Linked DNA regions of Homo sapiens: region 1 is linked to region 2. A link is an interaction called in ENCODE POLR2A ChIA-PET data of the cell type or tissue named here. Cell type or tissue: Panc1. All regions are shown on one strand. Links, peaks and the distances in the headings refer to the core of each region. The heading gives the core; the rest is flanking DNA.

What was found. ChIA-PET counts read pairs that join two places held together with the same protein. Peaks named below come from ENCODE experiments on the same cell type or tissue, not always from the same donor. Only the 100,000 strongest peaks of a DNase experiment are listed, where the experiment ranks them.
Region 1: POLR2A ChIA-PET joins it to region 2 with 6 read pairs; 2 of 35 experiments call an interaction of 5 or more read pairs at or near these places.

The regions. Positions count from the first base shown.
Region 1 is chr10:108,420,004-108,422,928 of GRCh38, reverse strand. The region is part of intron 3 of LOC105378477 (a long non-coding RNA gene); the gene reads left to right. Among named protein-coding and RNA genes, the nearest start is that of LINC02661, 290 kb to the left of the region's middle. In Panc1, for the core only: no CTCF peak of the experiment used is centred there; a DNase peak (open chromatin) is centred at 1,562.
Region 2 is chr10:108,041,780-108,044,704 of GRCh38, reverse strand. LINC01435 (long intergenic non-protein coding RNA 1435) reads left to right here. Exons shown (of 5, transcript NR_125760.1): 2 at 1,381-1,527. Among named protein-coding and RNA genes, the nearest start is that of LINC01435, 26 kb to the left of the region's middle. In Panc1, for the core only: no CTCF peak of the experiment used is centred there; no DNase peak of the experiment used is centred there.

The DNA.
Region 1 (2,925 bases), core at 205-2,704, 380 kb before region 2:
GGATATCTAGTCTTCCCAGCACCATTTATTGAAAAGACTATCCTTTCCCCATTGTTCCTTCACGGCACCTTTTATCAAAAATCACCTGACCGTAAATGTGTGGATTTATTTCTGGGCTATTTTGTTCCACTGGTCTACATTTCTGATTTTATGACATGAAAAGTGCTTAATACACATCAAGGGTCTGAATTTGCTGTGCTGAGTAGGGAACTGGGTCTCCTGAATTTTCTGGTGCATTAATAAAGGGCAGTAGTTTTCTGTTTGCCAACATGCCATTCTGGTTAATTGTCTTCTTGTAATGTACATGCACGTGCATATGCATATGTGTATATACATGTATGTCTGTGAATCTGGAAAGCTTAGGTACTAACTTTAGGACTATTTTTTTTGTCCCCACAACAGGGAGTAGATTAGGCAACACCATTGTGTAATTTCAAGGCACTTGGTCACTGAATTTTCACCCAGAAAATATTTATGAAAGACTTTTTTTTCTGCTACACGCTGGGCTTAGGCCAGGAGAGTCACTTTGCCTTTCTGAAGACAGAAATCATAACATATAGACAAACTAAAAAAGTAGACAAGGACAAAAGATAGAGTTTACATTACATAAAAGTGTTTTTTTTTCTCCTTAATAAAATAACATTAGTTTTATTAAAGGAAGAAATACATCCAGGAAAAACGAAATCATTACCCACTTAAAAGCAATCTTCCATAATTTTATATTGGTAAATCAAGCTAGGGTTACACTGATAACAATAAATAAATTTGACCTTTAACATAGTGCCAGGAAATATTCATATAAATTTATTTATTTGTATAATTTTAAAAAAAATTCCATAGGAAAGACTATTTTGAAGAATGGATAAAAGTAGAAACACATGACATTTTATATTAAGTGACTATGGTTAAAATATTATTCTGTAGTCATGCCAAATCTTAAGACCTTGAAAATTCTAATGCTGGTTTTCCTGCCTATTCATAGCATGTAATAGTACTGATATTAATGGAAAATTTCGATATAATGTGTACAAATAGCTGAGCATAAAAGTGTTTTGAAAGTATAGAGTCCTTGATATTCAAAAGAGAGAGACAGAGAGATTCTCCATCGTATCTCCAAAATTATACCTAAAAAGTTAGTTCCAATGGCAAAGCAAGGCTTATAAAGAAGCTGGCCTTTGTGATTCACTGTTATTTGGGGTAGGGGAAATGAGGAAAGGAAAATAGATTGAAATAATCTTATAAAGGAGATTAGGTAACAAGAAATGTAGAAAGGGGAAAAAAGTGTCAACTTTAACAGCCTTTTATTGCAATCTTGGTGTCAGATGAGGCTGTGATCTTATCTGAGGCTCCAATTGGAAAATATTTGCTTCCACATTCTCACAATTCTTAGGCGCTTTTAATTATTGCAGGCTGTTATGCTGAGAGCCTCATTTTTTTTTTTTTTAGACTTTTGGCCAGAAGCCAACCTCATCTGCTTGTGACAAAGCCTCCCTAGCATGGCCGCCTACTTCCTCAAAGCCAGCCAGTGAGAACACCTGATACTATGATGGACAGTTAATCCTTTATAATGCATGTAAGAATACATACCTATGTATTCCCTGTCATGTTTGTCACATTCTATTAGGTAGAATCAAGTTAACAGGTCTTGACTACACTTAAGAGAATTACACAGGTGTGTGAATTACTGAGATGTAAGGATCATGGAGGCCACCTTACAATCTATCCTTCACAACTTCTCAATTATTGAGCATTGGGTTCTTCTCTTGATTAAACAAGAAGGCAATGAATTAGGAGTTATGCTTTATCATATCTTCTCTCAACATGGTAGAGCCCACAGAGATGAGCAAACCTCTATACACTTTTGAGAAGCTTGTAGTCTCAGTTCAGTAGAAAACTTAAGATATAAATAATTAACTCTAAAGTGAGGCACATAAGACAAGAATCAAGAAAGAATAATGGTGTTGAAATTTGAGATGGATTTATTCTGAAGTGTTGAAGAGTTTTTAGTCAGGCTTATAGGATGAGTGGGGTTTAGCACAGTTGTTAAACTGGACCAAAGAGATTTCAATATAGCCTTGGGAAGATAGGTTTGACTCCAAATATTGTCACTAAAAAAGTTGGAGAATCTTATTTTTCTAAAGGTTAATTAATAGATACATGGTTGGCTAAGACACATTTATGAAGTTAAAATGAAGTGATGCCAGAGAGTTACAGCAGAATTAAGAGCTTTGCAAGGAATTTCCTGCCAGGCCAGTGTCCGCTGAGATAGCTAAATCATGTAGCAGTAACAGTACAAAATCCCTTATGAAATTTCTGAGCAATTTTCTTAACTCTGTATTCTAGCTGTTTATAGTCCTCAGATACAGAAGTTGGCAACCCCAAAAAGTGAACATAAATGAAAATGGCCTCCACCTCATGTTAGTCTCAGAGTAGTGGCTTTGCCACCTTCATCAAGAAAGGAAAGAAATTGGGCTTTATCTTAATGAAGTATCACCTACCATCTGGGTGTCTTTCAGAAAATAGTGGTTGGTACTAAGAAGCTGGGATTTGTCAGGAAGAAATTCAAGAATGCTGTATTCCTGAAGTATTTTGCCCCACGACATGCAGTGTTTTTCTCCATGAGAGAAAGGTTTCAATTATCAATATGGTAGCACTGTTGAAAACTTTTATATTACTTTTTAATTTTAAACAATTTCAAAGTTATGGAAGATTTGCAAGAGTAATTTTTTCAAATCCATATACTTCGCACCTAGATTTAGCAATTCTTGACATTTACTATCTTTCCTTTTATAATTATTTAAATGCACTAATCCCCCGGCGACACCCCTTATCCATAGTTTTGCTTTTGCTTTCTGCCTTTTGTTATCCATGGTCAACTGTAGGCCAAAAATATTAAATGAAAAAATCCAGAAATAAGCAATCCAT
Region 2 (2,925 bases), core at 298-2,797:
TTGGCCTCCCAAAATGCTAGAATCACAGGCATGAGCCATCGTGCCCTGCCTTAGCATTATTTCAATACTTAAAACGTCCTGAACATTTTAGTGCCAGGCCAGTAGTCTCCCTTTATTTATTTATTTATTTATTTATTTATGTATTTATTTATTTATTTATTGAGACGGCGTTTTGCTCTTGTTGCTCAGACTGGAGTGCAATAGCATGATCTCAGCCTGCTGCAACCTCTGCCTCCCGGTTCAAGCGATTCTCCTGCCTCAGCCTCCCCAGTAGCTGGGACTACAGGCATGTGCCACCATGCCCAGCTAATTTTGTATTTTTAATAGAGACAGGGTTTCTCCATGTTGGTCAGGCTGGTATCAAACTCCCAACCTCAGGTGATCTGCCCACCTCGGCCTCCCAAAGTGCTGGAATTACAGGCATGAGCCACCATGCCCAGCCTCCCATTATTAGGAAATAGTAGTGAGAGAGTCAGGTGTGAAGGGGTCCCCAGAAAAACTCCAGCCAGCCTGCGCACTGGGGTGGAGCCTTGGGGAGTTTGCCCATTGGCAGCAGAGAGGAACCTGGCCCCTATTCTTCCTGTGTGGAACCTGAGATACCTGGGTGGGAAGCACGCTAACAGGGCCTCTGGCCTTGTGGGGTGTCCTTGTTTCCCCCTTTTCTTCCTTTTCACCCAATAAAACCCTGTCTTACTCACCATAAAAATTGTCTGCCAGCCTGAATTTTCGTGGCCATGGGACAAAGAACCCCATCTTTAGCTGAACTAAGAAAAAGTCCTGCAACTGTAGCACATCAACATAAAATAATTCAGTGTAAACCTAAAGTCATAATTAACAATAAAAATAGCTTATGGCCAAAACTACAGGTGGGATTTCACATGGCAGATGTTCTAAATGGATTTTGAGCTCAAAGTTGGAATATCTCATACCAGCTTTTACAATTATGCAACTAATTGCAGTTAGCCTAGATCGCGCCATTGCACTCCAGACTGGGTGACAAGAGCGAAACTCCGTCTAAAAAAAAAAATGCAGCTAGAGTTCTCATCCTTCATCTAGACTTTCTAGTCAGTGACCTCAAGCCTGGGTGGAAGTATAGGTTTTGTCAATAGTTCAAGCCAACTATTTTTTGTTCAATAAAGATAATATCAGATATATCAGGAACATCACACCTAATTGACAGGGGAGTACCATCTGGTGAAACTTTGGGCAATTAATGCCTCTGAACTTTTAACAAATCCTCTAAGGCAGGCCTGACTGCACTATGGAGTGCTGGTGAGATTTAGAAGAGATGACAGACATGCAATCGAATGAAAGACCGCAAAGCAGGAGCTAGTTAGCAATCATCAAAATAAATATCACCATCACCCCCTCTTTTTACAGATCATTGTCTGTTAAGACCCCATCGCAGAGAAGTTAAAGAGCTTCAATCACCATGCTTTCAGGGTCAATTTGTCTCCGAAAAGGAACAGATGGGGAAGAATTATTCCATTCACAGTTGACTTGTCAGAAATTCCAAGATCTTGGACTGTAAGTAAACGAACGACCTTGCTTATGAAATCACGAATTCCCTTTTGTAGGAAAGTAAAATTGTTGTCACTAGCCCAAAGTCTAAATACACACTCACCTTCCATATATTTTCAGCTCCTAGTCAGGGAAGAATCTGCTTCTGTAAAAGGTTTGCAAGGTGCATGTGGTTTGCAAAGTGGCTGTTGTTGGTATTGATGGTGAGGGGGAGGAAGGGGAGAAGGACAGAGCTATACAGGTTCCCTGAGAGTTATCCCATTTAAATTGTTAGCGTTAGCTGTGTTAGCCTTCAGCCTAATCAAAAGCTCACCACAAATGTTGCAATGGAAAAAACAAACAAAAATCCTTTAAATGGCAGGAACAAAGCAGAAAAAGAGGGAAAATGAAACAACCTGCCATTGTGGGAGGACTCCTGCTCCAATACACAGCAGTCTCTCCCAGAATGAGCAATTCCAGGCACAGTGTACAAACAGGCAGTTGATAAGAAGGGGCACACCGGGCTGTCAGCTTCTCCGTGGCCTACCTGAGGTCCATGACTCTGTAGGAAGAAGATGTAGCTTTATATTAATATTTGTACAAAATTGATGAACTAAACCAAATAGACAACTGAGAATCTGGCTCAATATCTGCCAAATTCCAACCTCACCTTTGTCAAATTGCACTGTATTTTTTCTTCTGTGAGAAAAACAAGAATGAAAGCAAGTCTGGATATTTTCATATAATCTCAAACCATCTATTGAAATAGAATGAAAAAAGGCAAAGCTGGACAAGTTGGGCTTCTACTTATAGAAGAAAAACTTTGACTTTATATTTAAATATTTTAACATACATTTATGATAGAGGAAAAGATCTATTATGTTTTTGCTGCAAAGTATAGTATTCCCTGTTTCTAAATCCTTCCTTTTATTTCACCAACAATATATATACTGCCTGTATGATTGAGCAGTTAAGTAGGAGGAAAATAAAATTCAAGAATTGTACAAATAGATTTTTGAAATTAGCAAACTTTAAAAGTAGAAAAGAGGCTTGTAAAAACCAAATAAACAGCCGAAAAAAAGAAAGCAAATATTAAAACAAAAGTACAAGGACAGTGAGGAAAATTTTGGTTAGTGACTCTCAAATATAATGAAAAGTGAACATCTGTTCGTTTTTATCTCAAAAGTAAATTTTATCTCCACACATTCGAAAGAAAACCAAGCAGCATTAGGGTCATAGTCAGAGAAGGATAGAGATCACCTAAGACTCCAAACCACTGTCATATTTTAATGACACAGTAATATAACAAATTAGATACGGTCCTAATTTGTTAAAGATGTTAAACAGCACTAACAGGACAACCTAGATGGCGATAAGATTGGCATCAGATTAAGATTGGCCTCACTGGGTGAAAAATGCAAAAGA